Linked DNA regions of Mus musculus: regions 1 and 2 are each linked to region 3. Evidence: chromatin loops called from intact Hi-C (ENCODE). Cell type or tissue: left cerebral cortex. All regions are shown on one strand.

What was found. A loop is a pair of places that touch in the nucleus more often than their neighbours do. Peaks named below come from ENCODE experiments on the same cell type or tissue, not always from the same donor. Only the 100,000 strongest peaks of a DNase experiment are listed, where the experiment ranks them.
Region 1: a loop joins it to region 3, with 15 times the contacts of the local background. A loop is called at or near these places in 2 of 42 quality-filtered maps.
Region 2: it touches region 3 in a loop (5-fold over the local background); 4 of 42 quality-filtered maps call a loop at or near these places.

What each region holds. Positions count from the first base shown.
Region 1 is chr17:11,383,506-11,388,505 of GRCm38, forward strand. The region is part of intron 4 of Prkn (parkin RBR E3 ubiquitin protein ligase); the gene reads left to right. Among named protein-coding and RNA genes, the nearest start is that of Gm41526, 250 kb to the left of the region's middle. In left cerebral cortex, no CTCF peak of the experiment used is centred here; DNase peaks (open chromatin) are centred at 250 and 1,928; H3K27ac peaks cover 2,330 bases.
Region 2 is chr17:11,206,893-11,211,892 of GRCm38, forward strand. All of the region lies in intron 2 of Prkn (parkin RBR E3 ubiquitin protein ligase), which reads left to right. Among named protein-coding and RNA genes, the nearest start is that of Gm41526, 75 kb to the left of the region's middle. In left cerebral cortex, no CTCF peak of the experiment used is centred here; DNase peaks (open chromatin) are centred at 1,939, 2,362, 3,741, 4,146 and 2 more places; H3K27ac peaks cover 1,987 bases.
Region 3 is chr17:11,153,340-11,158,339 of GRCm38, forward strand. The region is part of intron 2 of Prkn (parkin RBR E3 ubiquitin protein ligase); the gene reads left to right. Among named protein-coding and RNA genes, the nearest start is that of Gm41526, 22 kb to the left of the region's middle. In left cerebral cortex, no CTCF peak of the experiment used is centred here; DNase peaks (open chromatin) are centred at 3,008, 3,438, 4,355 and 4,983; H3K27ac peaks cover 2,101 bases.

The DNA.
Region 1 (5,000 bases), 230 kb after region 3:
CCATGGACTGCATTCCATGAGTTCTAAAGCCATTTGTCGTTCTTCATGCATGGCCCTGAGCAAGAATCTTGGTGTCATCACTCGGGAGTCATCCAATGCTGCGGAGACACCCCTGCAGCCCACGCACAGGCAGCTCTCTTCACTGTGCTGCCTCCCATCACAGAATGAGGACAAGAAGCCCATGCCATGGGGTTTGCTTCTGTATAGAAGATAAGTGTCTGGCAGAGCTGCTGTGTCTACCACTGTCTCTTATTGTGCATTTAGACATATGCTATGTTAATCAGTTTATTTCCATCTTTACGAAGTATGGTGGGACGAGGGAGGGGTGGCAGATGGACAGCCCTGCCTCTGTGGATGCTCACAGGAGAAGCACTTCTAGCAACAAGGCATCTGCTTCTCGCAAGACCCTCTAGTGGGTGTTGCCTCTGAAAGCGCTCTCCAGGATTTAAATACAGCAAATCATTCTCTAACTGTAAAAGAGACATACACTTAGGATGTATGTACATCACATCACATCACATCACATCACATCACATCACATCACATCACATCACATCACATCACACATGGCATGCCTCCTGGCTACTGTGTACTACATTCAGTCATACCTTCATTCAGTAGCTACATAGACTGCTTGCTCTGTATTCTCTCTTGAGAGATTGGAATGAACACCCATTCTATTCCACTCGGTCATTTGATATTCTCTGTGTGTCTCTCTCTGTCTCATCCCTCTCCATCTCTTCCCTCTCCATCTCCTTCTTCCTCCATCTCCTCCCCCACCATGTATGTGAACATATGAGTCGTGTGTCTGTTTGTAGACTCACTCTCCCTCAGGCAGTCTTCACACTGGCTATCTTTGTGTCTCCACTTCTGAGTGCTGGGATTATGAACATATGTCACCAATCTCAGCTCGATCATCTGATCATCATAAGCCTTGACCATGGTCTCCAGGTGGAAGTAGAAAAGGCATTCTATAATGACTCTGACTTTCATGTGTCTAATGGTGAGCTGTGTACATGCATGGTTAAATGAGAGGAGCAGAGCAAAATGGATGCTAGCCGTTTTCCGCAGATGCCTCTTAATTGTTTCCTAATCCTATCTTCCAACTCTCACTAGAAGAATCCCTGACACTGAAATTGTGATAATCACTTCATCTTAAGCCTTTTGTAGGAAAAAATATTGTTGCTAGCTACGGAACCTATGATAATATTTCCATGTTGCAGCCAAGTACATCTGCGTACCGTGCCAGCAAGAAGTGAAGAGAGGCTGGGCGGTGGTGGCGCACACCTTTAATCTCAGCACTCGGGAGGCAGAGGTGGGTGGAGTTCGAGGCCAGCCTGGTCTACAAAGTGAGTTCCAGGACAGCCAGGACTCTAAAGAGAAACCCTGTCTCGAAAAACCAAAAAGAAGAAGAAGAAGAAGAAGAAGAGGAGGAGGAGGAGGAGGAGGAGGAGGAGGAGGAGGAGGAGGAGGAGGAAGAGGAGGAAGAGGAGGAAGAGGAGGAGGAGGAGGAGGAGGAGGAAGAGGAGGAAGAGGAGGAAGAGGAGGAAGAGGAGGAAGAGGAGGAAGAGAAGAAAAAAAGGAAGAGGAGGAGGAGGAGGAGGAGGAGGAGAAGAAGAAGAAGAAGAAGAAGAAGAAGAAGAAGAAGAAGAAGAAGAAGAAGAAGAAGAAGAAGAAGAAGAAGAAGAAGAAGAAGAAGTGGTGAAGAGAGGATAGATGCGAAGCTATGCTCCGTAGGAGCAGCCAAGCTGCTCACCTGCTTCTGAGCTGAGGTGCTGAGGGAAGGGCCTCCTGCAGCCTTTCCCAGAGCACTGGGTCTGAAGCATGAAGCTTGCATGGGCCATCTTGACTGCTGGGCTTAGCGATGTGTGGCACGATTTTGGCAGCGTGCTTCCTATTTCTGCTTGCAGACTGTTGGTGTCCTTATTAAGTCAGAACTAGAGATGACGTGTCCCATTCCCACAGGACAGCTGGCAGTTTAGAAGATGGTATTTTTGGAGAGTTACTCACTCTATAATCACTGTACTTGGTGCAAGCTGAGCAGCCCTTGGAGGCATTGACAGAGATGGCCCTTTGTTCCTCCAGGACCCACTTCCTACACTCCTCTGCCTTGCAGCCAGTATTGAGACTCATTCTTGAAATTTCCTTCTTTTTGACAGATTCTTCTTTGTTACACACACACACACACACACACACACACACACACACACACACACCATCCTCCTGGCTCCTAAAAATAGCTCTTCTTTGATGTTGTTCCTTGGCCCCATCTGTGTCCTCTCTAGCCTTTTCTGTCTCATTGTCTCATGCTGTGTTAGAGTTAAATAGATTTATCTGAAGCTCAGTCTCAAATCTTCACTTTTAGCCCATTACCATCTTCTTACATACAAGGCAAGTTGCTTATGTGATAATTTAGGCTTGTATGTTCCCCAAACATAGCCATTTGACATACCTCACATCCACACCCATGAATGCACCCTTTCGTGTCCATCCACCAGAAAAATAAATGGAGTTATCTTGTACTTCTTCATTTTCTTACACTTCAAAACCCAGATTCTGACTTAATGCCCACTGTTGTTGACCCCAGGCGTAGCCTTTTTACCGCATAGTACTTAGGGTGGTATGTGGAACTCTCAAGTTTGAATCCTCTTGTGTTCCATTCTCAGTTGGAGAAGAGAAAGCCCAGTGGCTTTTCACACAGGGATCTTAAGATAGGGAATGGTTGTGTAGTTTTAGAACATGAAAAGGAAAACCCAAAGCAACAAGGAACCAGATGGTAAGGCCGAGGCCCAACCACCTCTTGGTGTCAGGGCACAAATGGGAGAGCCTGGGGGCTCTCTGGTGAAAATTCTTGGATCTGAGGTTTAGACCACTCCAAGAACACGAGGAAGTTATTTATCTTGGTTCCAAATCTAGAGGCTGAAGGAAGAGACAAATCTAGGAGGGAGTTTTGCTCTTCCGTGGAACAGTTGCTGTTGTGTCGATGTCTATAGATATCTACCAAGTGGAAAGAAGAATATGTCAACCCCCTCCCCCATGCAGGGTTTCTAGCCTCCCTTAAGTATATCCTTTTGAAACAATCTAATCTAGTTGAAAAATTAGTTGATTTAGCAGGTTGAATAATTTGATGGTAAACCCTGACCAAATCATCGAAGAGTAGAATTGAGACCCTGGATTTGGGTATAGGAAGCTAAGCTGTATGAATTACACATATGTGTGTTTGAGTTCTCCTTTCCCAACAGTAAGTATTTTACTCCTAGTAAGAACTAATCATGCTCGCAGCAATTGTCTTGCCATCTTTTATAAAATGGGGCCTATCTCCCAATGATTCTGCATGCCATCCATCTCCGAGAGTCATTACTATTAGTTTATCTTTAGTAGGACGAGAACATCATAGATCCCAAAGAACACGTTAAATTTTAAAACTGACCATAGCACACACAAAAGAGAAGTATGGGAAGTAAGGAAAGAATAAGTTGTGCATGGTGCACATGCGTATTTGTGCTGCATTTAAACCTTAGCAGGGATGAGGGTTAGGTCTTGCCTAGTGGTTCTCATTCTGTCTCCTCCTTCCTCGCCAGCATCTCCCTTTGTAAAGACTGGAACTATGTGTTATGTTTTATTTTCCCTTTGTCCTTAGACAGGGTGGTCTAAATTTTAATTCTCAAAGGCTCCAAATATTCTGTCATCTAGGCTTTGTTTCTCACAGTTGCATTAATTTTGATTATTGGACATAGGATTATTTGATTACCCAGACGTTTGGGAAAAGACAGGGAGCAATATCTGCCAATACAATACCAAGAGGTATCCCCACTGAAAAGCTAAGTATATCCAAATCCCCTTTTCTCTGAGATCATTGTACAATAGCCATCCAATTTCTCTCAGTAACTGAGACCAATGTGCCTGCCACCCATATGTTTTTTCCTTCATTGTAACAAGACTCCAAAATGGCAGCAGAGCATCTCAGTTTGTTTTTTTTTTTTTTTCTTAATTTTGGCTCTACTTTCTGGGTACTAAGGTGATCCACTTTGAGAGTAGGGGAGGAGGTATTTCAAGAGCTTCTTTTCATCTCTGCCTTAGTGTTTCTGTCTCCAAATAACAGAAAGATCTGTGATAATGCTGGCAGTGGCTAACTAGATTCACTCTAGTTACCATATTCAGGAACTGCAGAAGTAACCAACTCACACTTTTCTGGAACTACTGTAAAATCAGTTTGGGTCCACATCTGTTTATAACCTTTTTTTTTTTTTTTTTTTTTTTTTTAACCCTGAATCTGGAAGTACTTTTAGTTTCTGAAGCTTTATTAGCACATATTGATTAGCCCAATTAACACATAATGAGCTTCACAACGTACTTGTTCTATATGTTTGTAACCTTACTAACACAGCATTCCCTCCAGTGACCAAGATAATGCTTTGGAACAACAAGCCGACTTCACTTCACAAACAACCATCCTTGGCAGAAGTATATGCATCTCTTGTTCTGTCTCATGATCATCCTATTGGATGGAACCAGACATTCGGGAAAAGACACGGAACAATCTCTACCATGAATGGCACAGAGAAATGCTGAAAGAAACAAGTGCTTTGTACAAAAATGTCCCTGCAGGCTTTGCCTATGGCGGTAAGAATGGTGGCAACGGGGCTCCAGGACTGAAAGGCTGGGAAGCTCAGAGAAAGAGAAGCAGAACCCCAGAATAACTTTAAAAAACAACAACAGTAACAACATACACCTTTAAAAAAATTCATCCTACAAGATGAAAGGATGTTCCCTTTTCTTTCTTTCTTTTTTTCTTACAGTTATAGAACTGAGTTTTGGAAATGTTATGGAAGCAGGAGAGGTGACAGAACTGTAGCTACATCCAGAGCTTCAAGTATTTAGTGTGGTGGTTAGAGCGTTGATTAGCAAGACACCAGACCCTGGGACATGAAGTGAATGTTTATATAGATTCAGACAAGGCTGACTTTCAGCTTTCTAATCTCCATGATCTTTTCCCTGGC
Region 2 (5,000 bases), 54 kb after region 3:
AAGGCCCAGGTCCCAAAGCAGAGGTGATGCTGGACACCTCTGTGGCTGTTGAGAGCTTTAGCAGACTTTCTGTCATCAGTGTGAACAGTGAAAGGCTCTGCCTGAGCTGAAAGGTAGATAGATATATAACCATCAGGTGTCAAGAGGTAGAAGCTTGCTTACATCAGCAACAGAGGACCCTGACTCTACGTGTCTGCTTTATTGTTACTGTTGTTCAGGATTTTCTTATATGCCTGGACACCTGCTTTAGTGTGTTAGCATGCAGGTTGACGGTCAGACTGTTAGAAGTATTCAGATGCTTTCTGTAGAAAAATAAGCTCTGCCTGAGGTGAAGCTGAGGGACACCAAGCTTCACCATGTGCACTGCCTTGGGTTTCCAGGACATAGGGCAGGTTTGGACTTTTGCCTAGTCCAGTGTCCTGCCCATGTGTCTGTCCTTCTATGTGTCATTCCTCTACCACACCCTGTGCTCCTGCCTTCATCCTCATTTTCTAGCTGACTATAAATGCTGTCTATATAGAGATGAGGAGCTAGTCTTTGTTTGAGTTGTTCCAGGGCTCCTTTCCTAATGACAAACATGAAAAAACTTAAAATTTTTCTGGCAAATGTTTCAAGAAGGCCAATGTTTTAGCCTTAGAAAGATACAACCACACAGAGAGTTGAAAGGTATCCTTACGCCTCCTCTATAACGGGGTGATGGGAGTTGTGCAAGGGCTGGATCCCCTGAGAGATAGATGAATTCTAAAAATGTTTAATAGACATCAAGCATTGGAAGAGATAGCCATAAAATCCTTTTGTCTGTCACTCTCTAAAAATACAGCTGCTTTTGTGTCCTCTTTGTGATGTGGGATGGGTTCTGATAAAACAGGAATATGTTGCCCTCTTCAAAAGGAGAAAAGCCACCATGCTAAGAAATTGTATTTTAAGAGACTGACAACACACACTGAGTACAGTAGGCATTCCTACCGTGTTTGCATTCCAATGTCCATGAAAGCCATTGTGACGTACAATACTGTCATGTTATTGGAGCAGAGAGCTTCATCAATCATTGAGTGCCTACTGCTGTGTCTTCTGCATGCCAGCACACAACTTAAATAGATTGCTGCATGAAGACATAGTGCTAAAAAGAGGACTGGCTGAGGACAGAAAGCAAACATGAGCGCTACTTAGCTCTAAATATGTAGGAACACCCTATCTTTCTTGTAAGTGTCCTGTAAACAAAGCTGAAGGGGAATTGGAGTTTTCTACATAAAAATATGGATGCTGACTTTATTCAACTTATTTTTCTTTTTTTTTTTTTTCCCCAAGAAAATACATACTGGGGCTTGGTCTGGCTATTCTTAAAATTATAATGGGCAACTTGGAAATCTACTCATTTACTTGTTACAAAGCTCTTGAACACCTTTTGCTGAACGGCAAGTGTAGCAGGTAGGGGACTTCTTTCAATGTGGTCTAGATCCCACTGTGGCCATATGAATCCAAACCTATACATGCAGGTATACCAGAACGTACAGGTAAGCAGATATTCATGGATCACTTGATGCATGTATATGATTTGTGTAAGCTACATGTGTATGCACAATATATACATTTAAAAAAGTAAAGTTAGCTCTAACAATAGAAATGTACCTACATTGGTGAGGGACTTTATTAAGTCAAGCCACTGAACATTTCATTGCATCTGAAAAAAATGAATTACAGGTTTTCCTTTATTTAAAAAGTTGCTCACCAAACAAATGAGAAGAAAAGAAACATTTTCTGGCAGGTCTGTCTCACCTCCTCTTAGTGACTAAAACCCACAATCTTAAGAACCATCAGTTGTTTCTGACTTTGAGCACTCAGTGACTTTGTGTCTCCTTCAGAGCCAAGACAAGTGCCAAAGCACAAGAGCTTTGCAGCTTCTCAGGAACAGGGAGCAGAGAGAGCAGCCAGCTGGAGGGCACTCACAAGAACTAGACAGTCAGACTCCCTGACAGGTGGAGAGCTGGAGAGGGATGTCCAGTTTCGTTCTGCATGTTTCTCTGGATCCTTCGATACACATGAATCTCCGACTGGTCCTCTCCTTTGTCTGAACCCAGTTATAGATCAGAGGACAAGGAAGCCAGTTGGTACAGTTCTCAAGTGTTGGACTCCCAGGACAGAGAGCTAGAAAGACAGAAGTGAATGTGTCAGCAACCAGGTAAAACGGAAGCCAGTGGAGGCTAACAGTGTTGGTTCCCACAGGCACATAGCTGTTATGCCCACTGACTTAAACATACATAGAAGCATTTAGGACTGAACATGCCTTAATAGAGTATACGGCATGCTATAGAAGATGTGGCTGAAGTAATCCCTTTTGGCACAGTGGCCAATGACTCAGCTTTGCTCTGACTCAACTCTGTTCTTTGGCAGAGAGTCAGCAGCTGCTTTGTGGAAACTAAGATGCCCAAAGAAAACACTTAGAGTATGCAATGGTGTCAGCGTTTGGATGCTGATTATGGGGTGGATCCCTGGTTATGGCAGTCTCTACATGGTCCATCCTTTCGTCTCAGCTCCAAACTTTGTCTCTGTAACTCCTTCCATGGGTGTTTTGTTCCCACTTCTAAGGAGGGGCATAGTGTCCACACTTCAGTCTTCATTTTTCTTGAGTTTCATGTGTTTAGGAAATTGTATCTTATATCTTGGGTATCCTAGGTTTTGGGCTAATATCCACTTATCAGTGAGTACATATTGTGTGAGTTCCTTTGTGAATGTGTTACCTCACTCAGGATGATGCCCTCCAGGTCCATCCATTTGGCTAGGAATTTCATAAATTCATTCTTTTTAATAGCTGAGTAGTACTCCATTGTGTAGATGTACCACATTTTCTGTATCCATTCCTCTGTTGAGGGGCATCTGGGTTCTTTCCAACTTCTGGCTATTATAAATAAGACTGCTATGAACATAGTGGAGCATGTGTCCTTCTTACCAGTTGGGGCATCTTCTGGATATATGCCCAGGAGAGGTATTGCTGGATCCTCCGGTAGTACTATGTCCAATTTTCTGAGGAACCGCCAGACGGATTTCCAGAGTGGTTGTACAAGCCTACACTCCCACCAACAATGGAGGAGTGTTCCTCTTTCTCCACCGAAAGGACCCAGATGTAGCTGTCTCTTGTGAGACTATGCCGGGGCCTAGCAAACACAGAAGTGGATGCTCACAGTCAGCTAATGGATGGATCACAGGGCTCCCAATGGAGGAGCTAGAGAAAGTACCCAAGGAGCTAAAGGGATCTGCAACCCTATAGGTGGAACATTATGAACTAGCCAGTACCCCGGAGCTCTTGACTCTAGCTGCATATGTATCAAAAGATGGCCTAGTCGGCCATCACTGGAAAGAGAGGCCCATTGGACACGCAAACTTTATATGCCCCAGTACAGGGGAACGCCAGGGCCAAAAAGGGGGAGTGGGTGGGTAGGGGAGTGGGGGTGGGTGGGTATGGGGGACTTTTGGTATAGCATTGGAAATGTAAATGAGCTAAATACCTAATAAAAAATGGAAAAAAAAAAAGAAAACACTTAGAATGCATATCACCATTAACAACCAAACTATTCCTGCTGCCACCCGACCAAGCCATGGCTATGAAACTTACAGAAAATCACAAGGATGAATTTCAGTGAGCCTTTTCTAGTTATCCATCCTAGCAGTTAACCCGGGGCCCCTTGGCAATTAATCTCTTCTCTCTGGGAAGTATGATTGGACACATTGCTTCAGGGGTCTGGAGATGAGTCTTACTGTTCAGATTTAGCCCTTTTCTTACACTAAAACAAGAATCCCTGGGTGGGTCTTCTAACATGGGAGAGGAGAGGGTACTTTCTGCGTAATTGGATGACAGAAGTCATTTGGAGGATTCTCGCTCTCAATCTACTTAGAAAAATTTAATGTGAATTTTCTTCCCCCTTTTCATTTCTGCTTTAGTCCTTAAGTTAAAAAGATTTCTAAAATATGCATATTGGTTGGCCAAGTTCTTGGAACAATCAGTGAAGTGAAGTCTGGCAAATATGATCCTAAGATATCAGGTTTTTTTTCCCCCTAGACATCTGCAGCTGAAGCTCAGGAGCATCTCCGGGCACCTGGCTTCTTTTCTTAGCCAGGAATCTCTGGAGCTGCTCACATCCTCAGAGCATTGCCTTTCTCCTTGCTTTTGCCTCAGGTCCCCTTGTCTTTCCTGTCGCCCAGTGCAGGTGCAGGTGCAACCGCACTGCACGATCTACATCCCCCTTTTCCTGTACCTGGTTTTGGATATCAAGCATTCCAGAGGCGATCCCCACCCTAGGTATCACCGGCGAGAATCAGTGCAGTAACTGCTACAGGTTCCGTTAACCCAATGTATCTCTGCGTTCTATTACTTGCTCCTTGACCCCTACCGCAGCACCGGATGGGAAAGGGTGTGTGCTAAGCATTACTGATGCTTCTCACATAGGCTTGCAACCCACATCTTCCCACACCCCACTTTGCAAAGCTGACGAGCCTCATCTTCCCATGTGCATCTCTGAGCATCCTTTATTCTTCCCATGGAGAAAATGCTGCTTGTGCTGTTATTGCTGCTTTGGGTTCCCCTGCATCTTTTCTTTTCTTCTTGGGAATCCAAAGGACAATTGCTTGATTCTCTGTTTTCCTGGGATATTTGTTGGCCCCACCTTCCCTGCAGCCTAAGCCTCTTCCCAGAGGCTCAGCCTTTAAAGTGGAGAGCTGCAAGCCATGAAAGGGAAAAGGAATAAAGACAATAGATGGAGGTCATATGATGGATCTCTCTGCAGAGTAGCTGGATGGTTCTGAAAGGCGGGTCAGTTGGCAAAAGACAAAATAACTGGAAAGATAGAATAAATTTCCTCTGAGAGGGACTGCTCACTTATGAAATGAGTCATCAAGCTGGCTCTGGATCAGAGCATCTTGTTTATCACCAGGTTGTTTTATATCCTCACCAAATTCCTCTGCCAGCCCCCTTTCACTTACCATTCTATAGTGAGAAATAAATGCCT
Region 3 (5,000 bases):
AGCTTTATCTCTGTTCAGGGCCACAGTAAAGTTGTTTGGAAATAGCCTGATCATTGCAGGCCTAGTGCACACCGGGGCTTTCCATCCCTGCTGCTCTCTATATCCTAGCCAATGCCCTGTGAAGTAGAAGATGGAGTGGATGCTGATGGAAATGCAGCATCTCATGCTGCTCCAGCCTCGCAGGAAGGTCTTTTACTGCCTCAGACAGTTGCTCGTGTACATCAGCCCACAGCCAGCACTCTGCCGAGCACACCTCCTCTCTGGTGCTGTCTCCACTGAGCCCTTTCTCCCATCAATTCTACCTAACTACCTCTTTCCAGTCCAGGCCGTCTCCTCAGTTTGTGGGAACATTCAGGGATTCTCTTGATTATCCTACCTGTGCCCCTGTCTGGTAACCATAAAAACAGACTCCAGAAGTTACTTCAAGACTTGTCCCACCTTTCTCTCTCTCTCTCTCTCTCTCCTCCCTCCCCCCTCTGTTGTGCCTTTGTCTGTTTCTAGACTCACTGCTCAGTTATGCTTGATAGCCAGTATCTTGAACTTTGTTGTTTCAATAATTGTACAAATATTAAATAAAAATTAATAAATTAATAATTGGCACATGTATGGAAGAAATTAATAAATATTGGATTGGCTACAAATGACAAATCTTTGTTTAAATGCTCAGATGTATCTATGAAGGTTTTGTCATGTCTATGCCACAGAGTATGTTTCAGTTACATTAAGTTTAATGTCTTTCTCATAGCATCCTCTGACTTCAATGAAAAAGAGTCAGAAATCAATAACTACTAAGCCAAACCTGCATTTGAAAAATGAATAAATGCTTCTAAACAACACAAAGGAAAGCTCACAGAAAAGAAACCAAAGAAGCAAGCATAAGGATTAGGTGACATTGGGGATGATGTGAGAGAGGAAGTTCTTCACAGTAAAGCTACACCCTTAGGTGTCTGCCACTATGGCCCTTCAGAGCAAATTTGTAAGCATGGATTTTTGGGTTTGACTAGAGAAGAACAGAAGCCAAAAAACGAGGACTCTAATATAAGATATCAAAAAAAAAAAAAAAAAAAACAACAACAACAACAAAATGAAATTTCTCAAACAGAGTAAAAAGTAATAAAGTTAGAATCAGGGACTGACAAGCAAAGAGAATTATAAAAATGATAAAGTTTGTAGTTGTCACATCAAAATAAAAAGAAAATGTAAATGTCCCCTAAAACTCATATAAGTAAAACAGTTCCAAATAAACAGTATTAGGAAAAAAGTGAATTTAGAATAATTAAGAGCTTTAAAAGACATGAATAGGGTATAACTAATTTAATTCAGTAAATATATATACTTATTAACATAGATGTATGTAACATCAAAATGAATCGATACATTTTGATTACTTCATTTAAGATATTATCTAATTATAAATACTTCCATAATGAATGTAAGACATAAAACCCAACTCTTACTATAAAGGGAATAAGAGATAATTTAATTCTGAGCCATACTTAAGCGGCTATGACCCTGGGACACCAGTTTGGATTTCCGTGAATGGCATATTCTACCATGGGAGTAACTTAAGTGAGATACCATTGATTTAAAGTTTTTACTGCCATTGTATGTCTATGAATGTTTTGCCTGCTGCGCGCCATGTACTTGCAGTGCCTGTGGAGACTGGAAGCAAATTTTGGATCCCTGAGAACTGGATTTGCAGAGGTTATGAGCTCCCATAGAGTGCTAGGAACTGAACCTGGCTCCTCTAAAGAGTATCCAGTAGCTCTTAACCTCTGAGCCATGAGCCTATGAGTCTATTAGTCATAGATCTAAAAAAAAGTATCAAATCAAAGTATTTACTAAATACATTGATGAGAAGCATCCAGTAAGAAAAGTTCCCATGAAGTATGAATCTCTACTTTAGGTTGTTAGTTTAACTTAATACAACCTAAAAAAATTTACCTGAATATACCAAACTCTCAAATAGATGATGTGATAAATGCCTGTTAAGGTTTCCAAGGGTAGGCCAAGATAATTTTCTGTTCTGCAGCATCCCAGCTCTACCTACTCACTAAGTTCTGTTAATCAGTTAGTGTGTAACATCTTCAGAGAACGGTGGCTTTTGCAGGGCACTCCACTTCATAGCTGTAGCACAGCCATCAAATGAGCTGCTAAGCTGTTTGGGAACACACAATTCCTACCAAATCATTTCTCCAAGAAGGATATTTTTTTACTCAGCATTGAAAAATAGATGTCTATTCCAACTAATAGTTTGATTACCTAAACTCCTAAATTTAATAGGATTAATAAAGAAAGGAAAATCATAGATGAATATTACTCAAGACTGTCAATAGAAAAAGCAACTGTGTCTGCAGGTTTGTTCTCCACACACTTCTTTGAGTGGACACAGGAGAATTGGTGATCTTTCACTGTATTTACAGAAGAAAAAATGAGTACTATGATCTCAGAAGGTACCAAGAGGGGTAATATAACTTCTCGTTCACTTACAGCTGAGGACTTACTAACCATAAGGAAGTAGCATGATCTAATATTCAAAAAGGGTCATTTTTAAAACAGAAAATTGTAGGATAATGCTCAAAGTCTGTCTCAGATTGGGACAGAATACAGTTGGGCCAATATAACTGATACTGAAGTGTGGTAAAAGCTAAACAAAAAGCTGCAAGAATTCGAAGAGAGAAATGATATGACGTCATTCAGTCTAAAGTGACTAAGCAGGCAAAGTGTCAGAAAAAGAAGCTACACAAGTTTGCAGGATAATCTGTCAAATCTCCAAGTAGGAGGACAGATGCATTTCTATATGCTAACAACATTGAAATCCCGTGCATCAAAAATATATTGAACTTTGTGATAAGCCAGCTAAGAGCTGTATGAAGAGTTGTGAACAGCCTGACAAAAAAACACTGGCAGAGGTTAAATAAATCCTCTGTGGATGGAAAGCTCTACCCCCATTATGTGCAATCAGTGCCTTTGTTAGTGTGGTGAGATGCATTAGGGAGTCACAATCTGCAATCAAGTCAGTGTCATCAGCATCTCTATTGGGAAGGATGCACACTGACTGCTTCTATCAGTCTGTATCCTCCCACTCGCAGACACACTGCGGCTTCTGGATTTCTTTGCTTCAAATCCTGAAAGTTCTGACCTTCACCCTGGAAGCTCCCATGGGTAGCCAACATCAGCTATGATTTTTTAAATGATCAATATAGTTGCTATGAAGATAAGGCAATGATTCATTTATTTTCGCAGTACTAACCGGACAGACAGACAGATTTGATAAGTGTGGAGGAAGGTTGTTGTATTCTGAGGTGCTGATCATGGCCCCAAGCTCTCCAGGTATGTGGAATTCCCAGGATCCTACAGAGCTGTTAAGAAAGCCATGAATGGGTCTTACGAGAACCTCCAGCTACAGTTTGGTTCTTGGAAAGATTTGTCTTTCTGTGCCCGTTTTAGGTTTCTGTTAGAGACTTTTAGCAGGATGTTCTGTGCAAGGTGCTTATGATTCACAATGATGAATGAAGCTTGTCCAAACCCTTCCTGGCTCTCTCTGTTGTGTTTAAGCAACTGCTCAAAGCAAAGCAAACTGATCTGTGTGTGACCTTAGAGTACCCAGGTTCCGGCAAGCCCCATCTGGTCACTACCAAGCAGCAGGAAGGAGCAATGCTGCAGAGAGGGGCAGTAAGCCACAGTGTAATAGGACATGGCCTCAGATACCCCAAATGCTTAGAACTAGTGTTGTAGGAATGATGATGGTCAGGGACATGTAAAACATTCCTGAACACTTGGTGGGGCTGGGCATCCCAATGCCCAATGTAATGAAATGTTCTTTCCTCCCCTCATCTGGGAGAGAGATCAGTGATGAATTTGCAGATTGGTCTATCCCATTTGCCCCAGTATGGAACACCCAGCACCCCCTTGGCAGAATTTCTGCTAGTAACTAATGAGATGTCATATGCTTTTCTCTCATTCATTTAATATAATAGATTCAGAGCCACATCTGCTGAAAAATAAATTTACATTAGGAATTAAAATAATGCCTCCAAATCACCAGTGTGATAGTTCGCTGAGTGGATATTGACGCATAAAAGGCAGGTAAAATGAGGAACCTCTGATCTCAGACTCTCTGCAGACATTGCAGACTGCACATCAAAGACCATATATTTCTATGCAAATGGGACATGTATCTAGCATTGGGAGCATTTCCAGAAAGTACTGTGCAATATGCTCTTCAGAAAAAAAGAAAAAAGAAAAACCCTAAGTCTTGCTTGGTATTACATGAAGCACAGCTACGCACACAGTTTGCAGAGTGGGTGCACATGACACGCCAACACGAACTTTCCTTCTCCACTGTTCCTCGTTTGTGAGGCGACAGCAGATGGCTGAACTGGCACAGGACTGAGTTCGGCACCATTCTGAGTCAGAACTGCTGTGAAGGTGCCAGAGTCTGAGTGGCCAGAAGACCAGATCCCTAATAGCCTCCTGAGACGGCTTTCCTCTCTCTCCCTCAGATGCTTGCAGAGGAGCCTTCCAGAGTGCTCCCTGCCTGTGCTGTGTAATGAGCAGTTTCAGCTCTGTCTGAAGCAGAAGCAGAGGCCTTATGTAACATTGCAACTTCTCAAGAAACCAACACGTCAGCTGTCTACATTTCCACATGTCCCTCAGTACTCTAAAACTCTCATCTTCCTCACACGCATGCAGCCCCCATTGCCTTTTCCAAACACCAATGCACAGAAAGCACTCCTGTCAGATGCTTAGGAAGTTGATGGAGAAGATCACATGTTTGATTGCATACGTGCATGTTGGGGAATGCCTAGCTGCAGGGTTCAGTGCACTTCATCTGTTCTTTCTCTAGTGTCACCTGCTATCTACCATCCATCTTCCTGTTCTTTGCCACAGTATCTGGAAGCCAAGATAACAGCGAGCCCTTCTTGTTCCTATGAGGAGATAATAGAGGGGCAGTCTCTGTAAATCCAAGTAAGCAAGCAGATGTGACAGCTCTGGGC